Regions from separate parts of the Mus musculus genome. Here all the other regions are linked to region 3. Evidence: chromatin loops called from intact Hi-C (ENCODE). Cell type or tissue: heart. All regions are shown on one strand. Links, peaks and the distances in the headings refer to the core of each region. The heading gives the core; the rest is flanking DNA.

Region 1 (5,789 bases), core at 303-5,302, 300 kb after region 3:
TGCCAGTTTGCCCTTCTTGGATGTTAATGTCTCCCATCATTTATATTTGCCGTGTCTACAAGTCTCAGCTGGCCGGCAGGGGTTCTAAGCAGCCGCATACACAGGGGCTGGGGATAGTCAGCTGGTCCGAGGGAGGAAGGAGCTTGACCAAGCTCATAGGAGCAGTGCTGAGGGGACTCCTGACTGGAGCCCATGTGAGCAATCCAAGGCCTAGAGACTACTTTTCCAGGAACCTGCCCTGACACAGAGTTGGACATTGCCCTGCGTGGTCACCTGTTGTCAAGTACCTTTGGCTTTCATATGCACACACTGTAGGACAGTAGCTGGCCTAAGCCATGTGGGCTAACCTATCTTCTCCCTGTTAAGAGTCTTCCAGCTTGGGTCCTGGGCTCCCACCCTGGATCCCTCACTCATGGCAGCCAGCCACTCCCGAGGCAAGTGACATTGTTCCTGGTGGGTCACACCAGGTGGCATCCCTGGCCGGGGACCCTGAATCTTCCGGCATGCTGGCTGAGGAGGCCAACTTGGTCTTGGCATCTGTGCCTGATGCCAGGTGGGTGCTTCTGAGTATGTGTGTCACTGGCCTGCCTATGGCCTAGCACTAGTCTGTGCTTTTCTCCACTTCTGGAAGCTTCTGGTCCTGACTTCTACACCACACTGAGAGGAGGCCCAGGCAGCTGGCCCAAGCCAGACTCACCATGTGGCTTTCTGATATGTGTTCCTAAAACATTTTTGTCTCCTAATTGTCTTTTGTTTGGGCTGATGGTGAAATAATTTTGTGTTTGGGGAGCACACACCAGCTGGGATGTGGGAGGCAAAGGGAGGGATGAGGCTGTGGCTGGAGAAGCCAGCATAGATCTCTGTTCAGCAGAGCCCAATGGCTACGGCCTGTGCCCTTCGGCTGCCATTTCTACACTTGGTCCTGTTGGAGTCAGCCTCCGTGGACTCTGATGGACCTTTGCAGGATGGGGCTGTGTTTCTGTTGGTTTCTAGTGTCTAGGTGCACTTGTGGCGACTTGGGGATCTTTTCATCTCCAGGTACACCACAGGGGCAGGGTCCGATGTGGTGGATGGAGCACCCTTTCTGATGACCACCAATCCTGACTGGTGGTTGGGTGAGTGAGCCTAGGCTGCCTTTCCCCCACACCAGCCCTGGCTCTGGGGCCTGTGTCCAGCCAGCCAGGACCAGGAGACCGTATCCGATCTCAGCTTGCTCTCTGACCCAAGGTCCCCAAATCATCTCCCCGCATCTAGCTATGTTCAGGATGACAGACAGGGACAGAGGTAACGTCTGACCATATGCAATGACGTGAGCACATGATATGTGCAAATGGCTGTGTGAGTCCTGGGTGTTCTCAGTAAAGTTCCTAGGTCGGCACCAGGACAAGTCAGGTGTTCTGCGTCTCCTCAATCTTTAGGATCCGGTGTTGAGTGAACACCTCTGTGGTCCTGGCATGGAGAGCAGCATCTCCTGAGGCATGAGAGTAGGTCACCAGACTTGGCATCATCCTACCTCCCTGGGAGGAGAGAAATGGGGTTCACATTCTCTCACAGAGGGGCAACAGGCACCTAGAATGGACACTGTGCTAGCAGCATGGGAACCCCTACCATGCTGTGGCCAGTCTTTGGCCAGTGTCTGAGGTACATGTCTGCCTTACTGATGTTTCTTTTCCTTCCAGGGTCGGTGGAGGGCAGAGGAGGCCCAGCCCTTGCCAGGAGCAGCCCAGTGGATGGGGCAGAGCCAAGCTTCATCGGAGACCCTGAGCTTTGCTCCCAGGAGCTCCAGGCTGGTCCTGGAGAGCTGTGGGGTTTGGATTTTGGCAGCCCTGGCCTGGCCCTGAAGGATGAAGCGGACAGCATCTTCCCTGACTTTTTCCCCTGATAGCTGAGTCCCCCAGAGTTTAGTTTGCTGGGGAGCTGTCCTGTGCCTGGGTGTTGTATTTTGGGCTTGGTTTGCAGCTGAGGCCTAATTTGAGGGAGCCTGGCAGGGCTGTGAGTGGAGTTTGTATTAAAGAGGAAAGTGGTTTTTCTGGCAGAAACAAAATTTCCCTGGCTTTTGAGTAATTAATCCGATTCATTGGGCACATTGCCCCAACTCCATTCAGAGCACAGGCAGCTGCCTGGGTCTTTGAGCAGAGGTCCTCAGCTTGGTAGGATCCCTGAGTAACCTACTTCTGTGCCTTGTCCCAGTGCTTTCCTCCTCCTCCTTCCTGGGGTCAGGTGTTTGAGTTGGGTGGAGCCTTTCTGGGGACCCCAGTGTCCTCTCCCTCAGTTCAGCATGTCCTGAGGGAAGGTCTGGTCCCCTATTACTGCCAGTCACCCCTGTACTTGGCTGCACATGGGCTCTTGGGGACACTCTGCATCGAGCCCACACCCCTCCACACTGGGCTGCCATGGGCAGACTGACGATTGGTATTTGTCTTTCTCCTGTTCTCCTGGGCAAGCTGAGGGCTTGTCCTGCTGTCAACATCTGGAGACACTCCGGGTACCTGGGACTTCCCCCACCCCACCCCACCCCACCCCAGTCCCTGTTCTGGGGCCAGAGCAGCCCAGCCTGATTCATCCTTGAATCAAGAACCTTGAATGTGTGATCAGAGCTCCCATCAGGCTGCCCCCACATCCAGTGGAATGTTCCATTAATTCCCATGAGTCACTGCAGACAGCTCAGGAGCAGGTGGCGTGGGATTGTGAGCATTGACATCATCACACCACCCCAGGAGCTGAGAGAAGCACATGGTGGACCACGAGGGCCTGAGTGTTGGACACTGTGGTCCCAGGTGGGTGCTGAGCAGAGCTGTCCACCCCCATCCCCCAGGTCCTCGCCACCACCAACTCTTGTGGTTTACAGGGCTGAAGACCTTGTTCAGAGGAGGGGGTGGCCTCCAGATTCCTGGCTGCCAGTGTGCCAAACTCACACCAGATTCCTTGAGCACAGGAAGCGTAGCCTCACTTTGGTTGTCCGATGTTTGAGCTTATCCATCAATTCCAACTGCGTGGATTCATGTCTTCTAGAAGACTACCACGTCTGTGTGTGCATACTGTGGATGCTAAGGCAGGCAGGCAGGCATGTATGTGTGTTTGTGCACCCATATAGGTATGTATGCAGTGTGTCTGTGTGTATGCAGGCATGCATGTTAGGGTGTGTGCACATAGGCTACAGGAGGGTAGGTATTGAGGTCTTTGGAGGCAAACATCTATACCTACCCTGCTGTGTGACTGCTCCCCTGGCCTGGGACATGTCCCACAATTCACAGTTCACAACCTTAGTCTTGGCTTGCTGCTCCTTCTGGTTTTGTCCACCTAGAGGCAGGTCACGGAAGATTCAGGTCTTACCCTTCCAGGCTGATAGGCTGAATGTATTCAGCCATCGCTGGGGCTGCTTTCTCCCCTGGACCCCTTAAATCCTCGGGGTCTCTGCGGTCAGGTGTGGCCTCACCCATGGCACTTGAGAGTCAGGGAACTTACCTTGTTCACAGTCATGACTTAGGTCCTACAGGGATGGAAGGAATTCCCACACAGGAATGCCAGGAGGCAGGTGGTTTCTTCTTTCTGAGCCAGTGCTAAGAATGAACCCGAGGCCCAGCCTGGCTTGTGGACCAGAAGTAAGAGATCACAGATCCTGCCTGATCAGGTGATGGGAGACCACAGGGCTTGGGACAGCAGGGGCACAGCCCCCAGAGCCCTGGGATTGAGGTCAGCTTTCTCTCAGTAGTACTTCAATGCAAGAGAGTTGGGTACTTCGGACCCCACCCCTCATGGCGTAGGAAGGGCTGCCTGGCTCAGATGTGTGGCCATGGTGTCCACTCCTGTTAGGCTCTGTAGGTATGGATGTGGTTCCTTGTGTGGCCATACTTTGACCTCCCCCTCCCCCCCAAACTATTAGTCTGGATGACAGAGGTTGCCATAGATACTGTCTAGCTGGGTTTAGGAGACTATGAGTATCTCAGATACTCTTGCTGATGGTTGTGGGCCTCAGCCTGGGTGGTCTGCTCCAACACTACTCCATCATCCATTTCCTCCTGCAGAACCCTAGAATCTCTCACTTGGCTCCTCCCAGGCCCCAGAGTGTGGACCTGGCCACACCCCCTGAGAATCAGCCCCTCCCTCTGCACGATGGCCACTCTGCACGTTTAGCTGCTTGGGGGAAAGGTCCCACCTGCCTGAAAGCCGGGTTCTGGGGTGTTAATGGCCACATTTCATCCCTGCCACTATTATCTCCCAATGCTCTGCAACTACCGTACCCCCAAAGCTTGGGGACATGCAGTCTGGTGGCATGGAGGGCACATCGCAGTGCTGCCTTCTCTGTGGGGTTTCTCAGAGTGGTGTCTCGGGGTGGGAATCCCAGTGAGGTGGGAGGGGGCCTCACTAGCATCATAGTTTTCGGGGGGTCCAGGAATCATCCAGAGGCACTGTTCATGATCACCCTTTAGACCCCAAGTGAGGCACTCTCTGGGAACTTTCAGACTGCTGGATTCCTTTGGAATCCCCAATGAATTTGAGCAGCAGTGCCTATGTATGTGACTTCAGCCCAGCAATGATGACAGAGGCTTGGGGAGGGGCTAGGACTTCTCTGTCCATGGGCCTCAACTTGGGTTTGAAGATAGCCTGCATGCTTTGTAGGGGAAGCTGAGCCATGTGATGCACTCAAGAGTATTGGGTTCCTTCTGTGGGTTCTTTGTAGGCATGGGCTTCAAGGATGGTTGTGGGAAGGGGATTTCTGGCAGTTAGAAGTGTGCCTCATTCCACTCTAAACCTCTCCAGCAACTTCACACAGTTCTGTGAAACTATACAGTTCTGCTTTCATGAAGCCCACGTTCCCTTTGTGCATTCGTGCTAAATTCATATCTGGATCTCAGAAAGGAGGGATGGGAAAGAGCAGGGTTGCCTATGCTCCTGATACAACTGGGAGAGCCACACAGGAACAGACGTCTGAATTCTGGAAGCTCTGAATGTGTCCTTTGGCAGAGGAGTGAGGTTGTAGAGACGTGTGTACATTGTGGGACATGTGCATGGAGGGGTGTGTGTACAAGCATGTGCATGTCTCACAGGCACACATGGATATATGCATGTGCGTGTGCATGTGTGCATTCTGGACTATACTTCCATGTCCTCCCTTCTCTTGGCTGTCATATTGGGATGCAGGCATCTGAAACTGCAGATGGAGAAATGTAATTGCTGCATCCTGGTTCCAGGGTGCCAGTTGTCCCTGCCTTCAGGGGGTCATCCTCAGTGTCCTTACCTAGTGGTCCCCATGCTCTGCAGGTCCTCCCATGACTTTCAGCCAGCCAGATGTGACCCTGGGGTTGCTTGAAGAATGGTCTAGGGGCTGTGGCACTCACAGCGCTTCTCAGGTGACATTCCTGCCTGAAGGAGGTCCTCCAGAGGTTAGCAGTCACAGAGTCTCAGGGAATGACACTCCTGGCTGCAGTGTGGCTTCCAGGGTGGTAGCTCTCTGGATTCTTTCTGGTTTTCATAGATGTGGCAGTTAGGTGATGTGTCCAACCATCAGGAAGTTTGTGGGTGGGCCTCTTTTGAAGCTTTGACCTTCATGAGCTGGGCCCTCCACATCCCTGCCTGTTGCCCCTCTTGGCTCTTCCTGATAGGTGGCTCTGGTTTGGCTCTCCCTGCTGTGGGAGGCCAGCTCTAAGTGTGGACAGTGACATTGATGCTCTCAGCTGGCCTGGCCTTTTTCGTTCAGGACTTTTGGGTCAGGCCATGGAGCATGAATGACTGCAGTGTGGGAGGGAGGAGGTAGGACGTTATCCTGAGAGAGGCGATGGGCCCACCCA
Region 2 (5,789 bases), core at 303-5,302, 210 kb after region 3:
GGTTTTTAGATTAGCCCCATTTCAGCCCCTCCTTCCCTAGGTCTCATCCCTTGCTTGGTGGATGTTAGTCTCCTGTACTTGGTCCTCTGTACCTGAGCCAGCGTCAGTCATTCCCTGCACTCATGGTGACACCCTCTGGCAGTGGTTGACAAAGGCTCACCAAATCTTCTACCTTCACATAAAGGCCCTGCCTGTTGCAGCTGTGGGCATGCATCTTGCCCTGAATGTATGGTTGTCATGGAGAAGTAGGAGAACTGCAGCTTGAGCACCCTGTCTTTTTCTGCCTGCAGAGTTGAATCACTGGAAGCTTTACCTATCCTGAGCCGCAACCCCAGTCGGAGCACAGACCGAGACTGGGAGACTGCATCAGCAGCTTCCTCTTTGGCCTCTGTGGCTGAGTACACAGGTAACAGCCACACAACATCTTTAGGGTATATTGCCCACAGAGGCACTTGGGTATAGATAGCACTCTTTAAAATATATCTTTATTTTGGCCTAAAATGTTTTGTTTTATTTTTTTTTAATTCAATATATACTCAGTGTCAGAGCTATCTCTAACTGCTGGCTGTCCACAGCAGGGACACAGCAGAGACCCTGATCTTATCTCTATTTGTCCCGTGGGCAATAATAACTCCTTACTCTTTTGAGAGCAGAGATAAAGCAGGATCATACATCCTGGTCACTTTCCGGTTTCTGGGTTTGTAATTTGTATAGTAAAGAGACTCAGGTCAGAAAGTAGCAACAAGTACTTTAATTTTTTTTTTTTTAAATTCTTCTGAGTAGATTAGAAGAGGTCTTTATGGTCTGTTTTCAGAAATGCATAATTGTATTTTGTTTCTGAGAAAAGTGTTGCTCTTTTGTGTGTATTTGTGGCTTGTTGTTAATAATTTTGCAATTTTTGATCTGGTTTTCTTAGGTCCTAAACTCTTTAAGGAGCCCAGTAGCAAATCAAACAAACCAATTATTCACAATGCCATCTCCCACTGCTGTCTGGCTGGAAAAGTGAATGAGCCTCACAAGAATTCAATATTGGAGGCAAGTGTCAAATTTTATGGTGGTTATACATAGAATAAAAATAAATTCTGTTAGCCTTTGCTGTTAATGCCAGAGGTATGTTCTCTTCTGTTATTTTAAGCTACCCTGTTACTGAATAGCCATGGAGTCTTTTTCTCCTAATTATCAAGTAGAGGGGTGTGTGTCCTGAAGCATGAACACAGAATTCTCTGTAGGGTTATGGGAGACCCCATAGAAGAACAGGATTTTGTCAGAAAGGTGGATTACTAATTCAGTTAATGGTTTCATTTGGTTCAGAGCTAGACATAGAAGATAAGAGGTATCCTCTTCAGCCGTTCATGGTAGGTATGGCGTGCTGGCCATGCGAGGGCCAGGACCTGGTCCAGTGGGCCACATTCCTGGGGGGAGAGGAGACTGTTTCTGTGGCTATAGATGTGACTTGTTTCTGTTTTTATTTTCTGGTGCTGACAGTGGAACACAGAGCCTAATGCATATATAGTAGACAAGTACCGTGCCACCCAGCAACCCACTTTGTCCCCAGAGTAGAGTAGATATTTTTAAATGGCAGTGCACTTGAGACAGAAAAGAGGCAGGTGACTCTGCTGTCCTGCTAGTGAGTGCCCATGGCTGAAGGCAGAAGTTAGAAGGGTGGGCCTTGGAGGCACTTTGGGCACCTGAGTCACCAAGAACTGAAAAGTTGGGTCAGGTGGAAAACTACTCGTCTTTCCTGTGTCAGTTGTCACTTCCTTGAGGCTGTTTGTGTCTGCTGGTTTGCTGCTTTGTGTCTGCTCATGCCTATAATGTCAGCATTTAAGAGACTGAGGCAGGAGGATTCCTATGAGATTGAAGCTAGCTTGGACTATAGTATAAGACTCTCAAAAAAAGAGAGAGAGAGAGAACAAGAAAAGATGAGAGATGTTAGTAGCCTTTCAAGTTCAAGAGTCTGGAGACAGTTAGAAAGTGAGGGTCAAAGTTAGGGTTTGACATGCTCTTCACAATTGGGAACTGTGAGTATGTGTGCTGGGAGGGAGGCCACATCCGCACAGTGAATGCTTAGAGTGTGTGTATTGGTGAGCCCTGTGCAGTGGCCTAGGGAGGACTGCAGCCAGCATAATATGCTGCATCTTCAGCAGTAGGGTCTTACCGTCTAGTGAGAGTATGCAGCCAAGGACAATGGCAGGATTCTATCTATGTTTGGGGGCCTTTGGCCTCCTTGTAAGGAACTATTCCATGCTTGACACTGAGGTCTGTTGTTTTAATAACACAGGGTTTCCTGGGAGGAACTTTGCAGGGCATCTCCACTCCTTTAAAATTCCTCTTAAAATTTTTTATATTTTAATAAAGTTAGAAATTAGTGGGTTTCCATAAGACTTTGCTATACATCCTTTATATTATTATTATTATTATTGTTGTTGTTTTGTTTTGTTTTATTTCTTTTAAAAATATTTATTTTTATTTTATATGTTATGGATATTTTGCCTGTTTGTATGTCTGGGCACCGTGTGACCAGAAGAAGGTGTTGGATCCTCTAGAACTGGAATTACAGATGGTCGTGAGCTACCATGAGGTGCCAGGAGTTGAACTCCATCCTCTGAAAGAGCAGGAAGTGCTTTTAAGTGCTGAACCTTCTCTCCAGCCCCTGTGTGTGTGTGTGTGTGTGTGTGTGTGTGTGTGTGTGTGTTTCTTATTTTTTAACTCAACTGTATTCTTTCACATGGTACCTAGTCAGCCATGTAAAACTTAATTCCAAACTCTAAAGGGAAGGCAGAGTTAATGTGATGGTCAGCCAGCTCAGTACAAGGAGCCTTCCTGTCAGCCATTGATTTGGACACCCAGGAAGTTAAGTACCAGCTTCCTTACAGAGCCACACTCCAGGAAATGGGTGAGGGACCCTGATACACAACAGCTGCCATGCCTGCAGGTGGCGCTCTTCTTCCTGACCAGAGCTCATTCAGCCATGTTTAAACACCGTTCATATAGGTTAGGTCAGTATTGTATACAGACTTAGTTTTCTTTTTCTATTTAATTTTTTACATTTGTAGGTTGATAGTGGCTGGAGAGAGATCTCAATGGTTAAGAGCACTGGCTGCACTTCTAGAAGCTGGGGTTTGACTCTTAGGCCCACCTGGCAGGTCACCACCGTCTGTAACTCTAATACTAGGGGCACCACTGCCCTCTTCTGGCTTTCATGTGGTACACAGACAAACATGTAGGCAAAACATTCTGGGTCAGTGAGGTGGCTCAGCAAATACTGACAGCATGAGTTTGATCCTCGGAACACATGCGTAGCTGAAAGGGGAGAACCAGTTTAAAAAGTTGTCCTCTGACCTACACACGTGTACCCTTTCCATCATACACATGTACATACTACAAAGGATAGACAATAATAAGCCCATTACATTACACTGGCAAAATCAAATGTTTTGGAAATTGTCTCTTCTGAAGCAAAGATAAGCCATTGTTTTATATTTTTATAACTCTTAAATTTTCGGCTTTATGGGCGAGAACTGGGACCTCCTTTTGGTCTGGCACACCCTGCTTTTTGGGTGGCCTCAGAGTCTCTTTTGCACTCACTGGAGATGGTAGGCTGAGATTATAACACTGCAGTCTGATGCCAGGAAAGTTCAGGAGCCCCCACCATACTCAGGAACTGCTGATACCGAGAGTTTATGTGGAGGAGTGCACAATGTAGGACTGTATTCTCACACACTGCATAGCAAAGCCTGGTAGCAACGTCAATAGGTTGTTGGCTGCAGGTTCTTTCTTGGTAATAGCTTTATTAGAGTGGGATGTGGTGGCACATGCCATTGGTCCCAGCACTCAGGAAGCAGAGGCAGGGAGATCTCTGGGTTTAAGGCCCACCTGGTCTACAGAGTGAGTTCTAAGACAGCCAGGGCTACACAGAGAACCCTGTCTTGGCTGGAGGGGGAGGGGTAAAATCTAGACTTTAGTTCACAAATGCTACCCTTTGAAAGCCATCACTCAGTAGGTTTCTGTGTATTTAGTTCAGTCACTGGTCTACATGCGGTCTGTCTCCTTGGATGTCCTTATTCTTGACTTTGCATATAGAAGGAAGACTCAGACATGTAAGTGGCCATGGTAGTCAGGACTTGGAGAGAGTGTGGTCACAGGATGTCATTTGGTACAGTGTGATGAGCCGCAGACAGTTTTCGCAGTTTCCTTGAGAACAGACTCCACGTCCACTGTGGAGAGCAGCTGACTACATCATTTCATATCTGCCCTCATAGTCTTCTTTATTTTAGCATTCATTGTGAACTGGTGCTCACTTGGTTTTGATTTACGTTTCTCCACAGCATGGAGCTGTGAAGCATCTTTTTATATGATTCCTCAGTTTGTCTCAGCAGCATTTTTCCTTGCTTGCTCAGAGTCTTTAGTAAAATCTCATTGGCCAGCCATAGCTTTTTTGAGTGGGGAGGCTGTGCTGAACCTGTTTTGTCTGTCTTAAAAGAGGATGTTTATTGGACCCTTACTGCCTTGGAACAATACCTACCCATTGGACAACAATGGGAATCTAGGGTGTAAGAGTGACATTCAGTGTTTTCCATCTCTTCCTACTCCCCAGGAGCTGGAGAAGTGTGATGCCAACCACTATATTATTCTGTTCCGAGATGCGGGCTGCCAGTTCAGGGCACTTTACTGCTACCAACCCGACACTGAAGAAATCTACAAACTCACTGGCACGGGGCCAAAAAGCATCACCAAGAAGATGATTGACAAACTATATAAATACAGCTCAGACCGAAAGCAGTTTAACCTGATCCCAGCCAAGACCATGTCAGTCAGCGTGGATGCACTCACGATCCATAACCACTTGTGGCAGCCCAAGCGGCCCACGGTGCCAAAGAAGACCCAGACTCGTAAGTGACCATGGCAACCAGGACTCTGAGAGGTTGTGCTGACGGGATCCCTATTTATTATTTTCATCTACTTGGTACGAAGTTGATGAGCCATGGACAGTTTTCTACAGCGGTTCCTAGAGAACAGAGAAGATGCTCTCTCCCCTGCACACATGGATGCTGGGCATGACATATGCAGGAGTGAGTCCTGTGCTTTCATGGGCATGGCTGCTGTGGCCCTGCTGACCACTGAGATCCTCAGAATAAGGGACACCATGGAGTGAGATCCTGGCCTGTGGGCCCCTCACTTGAAGTTCTTCAGAATAAGTTAAATGTGATCTGCTCTCTGGCCTCCCTTCACCCCTGTGCACATTGCCTGATGCCCCATGTTGGCCAGCTGTAATCGTGCGTGATTATAGGGCCAAGGCTCATTCGGGTCAGGGTGTTTGAATGTCTTCATAAAAGGAGTTCGTATGGGAAATCTTTTTCATTTTAGAAATTGTATAATATTTATTGACTGTGTCTACTGCCAACCTTTATATCCAGTTCTAAGATTCTGAAAAAAAGAAAAGAAAAAAAAAAACCTGTTCCTTGCTGCTCAGAAAAAGTTTACTGAAAATGTCAGTTCACTAAAAGCACTGAAATCGGTAAAGTTTGTCTTCTGCTAAAATGACGTTTACATATGTGGAGTGAGTATTTCTGCCACACAGTTGGGGGCTGTGGGTACTGCTAGCTGATGCTGGCCTCATTGGAAGCCGGCAGCTAAGCCGGCTTAGCCACCACTGGTTAGGTCTGGGGAATGTGCTGGCATGTTCACTCTGATAAAGGCAGATTTTGGTATAGTAGCGTACTTTCCACCCTTGGCTGCCGGTTCCTTTGTGGTGCTGTGAAGGCCTGGCTTACCTACCACGGTTCTTG
Region 3 (5,789 bases), core at 127-5,126:
ATTAATGTGGCCCATTTCCTCACTCAAATCACAGAAGAGAGAAGCTCAAAGTGAGAAAGACACTTGTTTCAAAGGACGACTGCGTCTGCTCTCAGATGGTGCAGACAGCAAGAGGGCCACTGGGTTCCTGACACAGCTCCCCAGCCCTGAATGCTGTTAGAATGGCACCAAACAGCCACAGACAGGAATGAGCTTGTCCCGTGCATGTTTACACCAGAGCGGAGCAGAAAGCAGAGGCAGCCCAGAAGCCTCTCACTTAAGACTCTGGGCAGGCAGAAGCAATAACTCACAGGATGACTAAGGCACAGGGCAGTGGCTCAGACAGTGTGGGAGGACTTTGAATGATGAGGGACAGAGGGTGTTGGGACCACATGCCCTCCCTTAACCCGGGGAAACAAGGGTGGCCTGTGTGTCTTGTGGACTGTATTGGCCTGTGTGGCCTATAAGCTCAGGACGATCCTTGCCTGAGGTCAGTGACATCACATGGAAAGTGGTGGACTTCACTGAAATACAACATAGCCTAGTATGCTTAATCCTGGCTGAACCCTTAGCACCACCAAAATAAAAAATAAATAAAAAAGAGGAGGAGGGGTGGGGAATGGACTAATCTACACCTCCTGCTGTAACAAACGCCTAGAGAGAGGCAGTTTACCCAACAGGTATCCATTGCCTCCCATCCCAGCCTTCACGGCATCTGGGCATCCCTCCTGTGTGTGCACACATGCATGTGTGTGTTCCTCTGCATGTTTGTCTGTATCATGATCTCCAGTCATCTTGGATTAGGACCTATCACCATAGAGACTCCACTTTACAGTACTGACCTCTTTCAAGGCCTCAAGTCTCCGAATAGTTACATGCTGACACCCTTAGGGTTAGGACGTCAACATACAGGTGTGCAGAACATAATTCAACTCAAGGGTCTTCTCTCCCTCTCGGTTCTACAAGCCAGGAACTTCTGCAGGTTGCAGAAAGGATGCTTGAGCTGTCTGCTGGTGAAGGGACTTGCAGTGTTTTCAGGTTGGCAGTGTTTCTGGGTCATCATCTCACTGCAGACAGCAAGCTGGCATTGGCTGCTGGCCAGAGGCCTTCAGTTTCTCCCTACAGGGCTCAAGGTGGCAACTGTCAGCTGTTATGCCATCCCTCCAGTTCCTGGGAGAAGTCCGTGAGGGCAGGGAGGGTACCACAGTGAGCTCTGTGACCTGGCCTCCTAAGTCACTCAGTGAGCTCTGGGCAATATGAAGTGTTGTCCTCACAGAAGGGACCATACAGGGCTACCTGAATGCTGCTTCTGGAGCAGCAGGAAGAGAAGTGCCTTGCTGTGGGCCAGGCCATCTTCTGCCAGCTTTACTGGACCAACAAAGCTAGGTCCACAACTTTCTGTGAGGGCCTATGCACTGCTTCCTCACTTTACAGACAAGGGGACTGAGACCAGGGAGGCTGAGTCTTTAATCCTAGCTGGAAGCGGTGGCTGGGACACAGAGCAGGCAGCCTACTCAGCACCATTTCTTTTTGTTGTTGTTGTTGTTTTTGTTGTTTCAAGACAGTGTTTATGTAACTCTGGCTATCCTAGAACTCATCCTGTAGACCAGGCTAGCCTCGAACTCCAAGATCCACCTGCCCCTGCCTCCAGAGTGCTGAGATTAAAGGTGTGCACCACCACCTCCTGGCAAACATCTGTCATTTCTACCATGACGACAGCCCAAGAAGGGCACCCATCTTGGAATCCTGGGGTAAAGAAGTAATTGTGTCAGGGATACAAGAGACCAGGGGATTTTATCAAGAACTATCACTGTCTCAGGTTGAAATTCAGTCACCAAGGACCAGGAAGGACTAAGCCTCCAGCAAACAGTGGCTAGAGTGTGCAGAGTTGACAAGTGACACCTGCTACATACAGCATGGTGCAAGAGCTGGCATCTGAGGTGAAGATGATGTGGAAGGACCACATGCCACATAGCAAGTAAACTTAAGAAAAATCTCTCACCTTGTCAGTGAAAGGGAGGCTGAGCTGGTGTCCTTGAAGTGCTTTATATGGATTCAAATGGCCTGTTTCCTCACTCAGCACAGAGGAGAGAAGCTCAAAGTGAAGAAAACAGCCTTCCTTCCTTCCTTCCTTCCTTCCTTCCTTTCTTTCTTTCTTTCTTTCTTTCTTTCTTTCTTTCTTTCTTTCTTTCTTTGTGTGTAGCCCAGGCTGGCCTCGAACTCAGAAATCCGCCTGCCTCTGCCTCCCAAGTGCTGGAATTAAAGGCGTGCGCCACCACTGCCTGGCAGGAAAGCATCATTTCAAGTGAGGGTTGCACCCACTCTCAGGCAGTGCGGACAGCACGAAGGCCACTGGGTCCTGATGCTACCCGGCTCTGACTGTTCTGTAAAGATGGCACCAAGGCAGCCACAGACACAAATGAGATGGCCTCAGTCCCATGGGCCCCGTGCCTGGGTTTGGACTATACCTTCCTCTCATTTCTGTAGGTCTTTAAGAGTCTGGGGCCAGGTGTGGTGGTCCCAGCACTCGGGAGGCAGAGGCAGGCAGATTTCTGAGTTCAAGGCCAGCCTGGTCTACAAAGTGAGTTCCAGGACAGCCAAGGCTACACAGAGAAACCCTGTCTTGAAAAACCAAAATAAATAAATAAAATAAAATAAAATAAAAATTTAAAAAAAGTCTGGGACATGCCGTGCACAGTCCCAGCAGGTGGCGCCAGGCCACTGTCCAGTGCTTGCCCACTGAGAAGCCCAGAGCAGATAGCAGGGTGGAAGCTGACAGACAGACTTCAGGTAGACTTTCTATGGCGGGACTGTCCTATAGCAAACAGAACAACTGAGATTGGATCCTATCCTTGGGGATGACCCTGCTGTGGTCTGGATCATTCTGGAATCAGTTCGTGGGTGGTGGTACCCAACACTTCCAAGAACTAGCAGAAAGCAAGAGAGTAGAGGTCACAAGAAGCATCCTTTAGTGAGACGTTCAGGGTGCTTTCAGTCTCCGTCCAGTGGTCCAACATTAGAGGCCAAGAGCTGTCAGCAGCAGCTACCTGCCCAACCTCAGAGGGAGAGAGCCTCAAAGTCAGAGGTGTAGAGGACTCTGAGGGCTCTTACAGGAGCAACAGGGCTGAACAAGTGGAAAGGGACAGAGGGACAGAAAAAGTAGAGAAACTGGACATCTCTAGTAGGGACAGAACCAAGGGGGGAGCTAAAGGAGGGGACGATCAAGAAAACAGAAGATCATCACTCCAGGGTGACAGAAACTCAGGCCAGGGGAGGAAATGCTTCTTATTGTTTCGAGACAGGGTCACATAGTCCAGGGGCTCCAGTTGACTTAGACTTATTGTAAGCATTACTTCTGTGTGCATGGTGTGTGTGTGTGTGTGTGTGTGTGTGTGTGTGTGTGTAAGTCAGAGGGCAACAGGAGGGCATCAATTTTCACCTTTGTTATGTGGGTACCAAGGATTGTTAATTTGGTGGCAAGTGCCTTTACCCACAAGCCATCTCACTGACCCAAGATGTGTTTGACATACTCTCACCAAGAAGACCTGGCTGGCATAGAACTTACAGAGATCCGCCTGCCTCTGGAGTGCTGTGATTAAAAGAGAGTATAATGACATATGGCACATTCACTTATTTTTACATCTATTCATTCATTTGTGGGCTGTACTGGCAGGATGTGCACATGCCACTGCCTGTAGCTGCTCTTGGTCTTGCGTGGGCTGGGGCCTCCAAGTGTTCCCTGTGAAGTGCAAAGGTGCCTTGCAGCCAGCCCTAGGTTCCCCTTTCCTGCAAAGGGTCTGTTTCTCTTCCCTGGGAGCCTGCATTTGACGCCTGGGTAAGCAGGAGGGTCAATGTAGGATAACCCTGTAAGGCTACTTTCCGGTCCGTCATGGGATGATGGCCTGACCCAACCTTCTCTCCACATCCTAGCAACAAACGCACACATCAACTTTTAACTGAAACCTACCACACCTGCTTGCAGGAACCTGGCAAGGTCATTTAGACCGGTGACACACCAGCTTAACTCTTTCTTTTGGCGCTTCCAGGATCCTTGTGCTCTACAGCGAGTACCCCTAAAGCACGAGATCGCTTCATCTGCAACCGTCACTGCTCTCTGGGTGCCAGCGGCGCGCGTTGGGACACAGGAAAAACTCCACCGCACCACCAGAAAGGAGACAAGCTCACACCACAGCGAGAAAGCCCCTCCCACACTCGCGCACGCGCACTGACACGGAGAGGACCAGCCTCCTCGCCCTTAGTTCTCCCATCTGCGCCTGCGCGGGAGAGCTAAACTCACGCTCCGGCTGAGGCCGCGGGCCAATGACGTCACGGTCGGCTCACGGCGCGCGCACGCTAGTGCGCGTCCTCGGATAATGAGGAATTCCTGGATGCTCCGCGCGGGCCCGCGGTGGGCGCTGCGAGGCTTCACCGTGTCGTCGCGGGCGGAGGGGGCGTGAAGACCGTGCTACGGTGGCCGCCGAGGGACAACACTACGGCTCCCACGCTGGGACAAACGCCTCGGGCCCGGCCCGGGAGCGCCCTCCCCTCCGGGCCAGAGCCAGCCGGGGGCAACTGAAGGGCCGCGCGAAGCGACCCCGTCCTCGGCGGCATGTGCCCGCCTTGGCGTCGCACCCCCGGGGCACAAGCTCAGCCGCAGGCCCGGTCCCCAGCACCGTCGGCCCGCCGCATGGTTCCGGACACCGGCACCGCCACGGAGAGGGCACCGGGTGAGCCGCCGAGGACGGGCGGGGACCGGCCACGGACCTAAGGGCCGTCTCCACGGCAACGGCGCCCCGACACCGGAAGTGGCGCCCGCAGAAAACGCGGGCTGAGGGCCGGGGTCGCGCGTAGCCTATGGCTAGTGAGGGTCGTATCTCCACGCGCCGAGTTAGCGGGCCTTGGAGAGCTGGATGTCCTGCTCTAGGGTCCCGTGCTCAGAGACGCGTGCCCCGCGCCGGGCCGCGCCATGGCATGCACCTCCACCCGAGTACACCTGCTGCAGACCGCATCCCCCTCCTGTGCGGTGTCCAGTGACACGCCTGAATGAGGCCATTGCCCTGTCTAGCTGGGTAAAACATAGCTAAGCCTCCCCGGCTCGGGACAGGTTTCCTCCCACTGCGCCTCGGCCGCAGCTGCGCTGGCGGCCATTTGCTCAGGACCTACGGCGGTGACAGAAGCCGTTGGAGTGGAAGTCGCAAAAGCCTGTTGGCGATGTTGCCCTGTCCTGTTACCAACTTTTGGTCTCTAGTGTCCCATAGTTTGAAATTTAGTGTTTTTTTTCCCCCATATGCAAATTAACATAGGCTGCTGCGAATGACAATTGCTTGGTGAAACAAGGAACCACACGCCATTTCTCCTCTCTGTGTCCCAGTTTGGAGAACTCTGACACTATGTCCAGCCTAGATAAGCCAGTAATGCTTTTGTTGTGTACAGGCAGCCCCAGGGAAGAGGTCTTGGTGCCTCAATTTACGGAGCAAGATCAGTGGGAGGTGAGATGGTAACCTGCCAAAATAATGCCAAAGTTCAGGCCCAGCAAGTAACCTTAGGGGCTTGCTATGTGGACACCCCCTTCATCCCAGTCCTCTTGTGACTCTGCATGGAGTGTCCTTGAAGGGGACTGTTATAAGTCACTATGGAAGTAATGGGGAGTACTGGGCAACCAGTAGCCGGGTGTGTGGGTCTTCAAGAAACTAAAGAGTGAGCTTAGCTAGAGCACTACTGTCCCCGTTTTATCCCTGGCAGTCCTAGGGACCCTCTCCCGGCCGGCGGCTGCTGAGGGGCATAGTTACTGTTGCTTTCCTCTCCCAGCA

The links. A loop is a pair of places that touch in the nucleus more often than their neighbours do. Peaks named below come from ENCODE experiments on the same cell type or tissue, not always from the same donor. Only the 100,000 strongest peaks of a DNase experiment are listed, where the experiment ranks them.
Region 1: a loop joins it to region 3, with 4 times the contacts of the local background. A loop is called at or near these places in 16 of 42 quality-filtered maps.
Region 2: a loop joins it to region 3, with 2.5 times the contacts of the local background. A loop is called at or near these places in 5 of 42 quality-filtered maps.

What each region holds. Positions count from the first base shown.
Region 1 is chr2:25,839,250-25,845,038 of GRCm38, reverse strand. It overlaps Sohlh1 (spermatogenesis and oogenesis specific basic helix-loop-helix 1), which reads left to right. Exons shown (of 8, transcript NM_001001714.1): 6 at 367-553; 7 at 1,039-1,115; 8 at 1,680-2,044. The coding sequence ends at 1,882. Among named protein-coding and RNA genes, the nearest start is that of Sohlh1, 5.1 kb to the left of the region's middle. In heart, for the core only: no CTCF peak of the experiment used is centred there; no DNase peak of the experiment used is centred there; H3K27me3 peaks cover 790 bases.
Region 2 is chr2:25,928,837-25,934,625 of GRCm38, reverse strand. It overlaps Camsap1 (calmodulin regulated spectrin-associated protein 1), which reads left to right. Exons shown (of 18, transcript NM_001372499.1): 16 at 291-406; 17 at 917-1,035; 18 at 4,598-5,789. The coding sequence ends at 4,900. Among named protein-coding and RNA genes, the nearest start is that of Camsap1, 52 kb to the left of the region's middle. In heart, for the core only: a CTCF peak has its summit at 2,941 (motif pointing right); no DNase peak of the experiment used is centred there.
Region 3 is chr2:26,139,056-26,144,844 of GRCm38, reverse strand. Tmem250-ps (transmembrane protein 250, pseudogene) reads left to right here and starts at 4,339. Exons shown (of 2, transcript NM_001256521.1): 1 at 4,339-4,706. In heart, for the core only: a CTCF peak has its summit at 2,682 (motif pointing right); DNase peaks (open chromatin) are centred at 1,074, 2,384, 2,844 and 4,314; H3K4me3 peaks cover 1,686 bases; H3K27ac peaks cover 1,868 bases.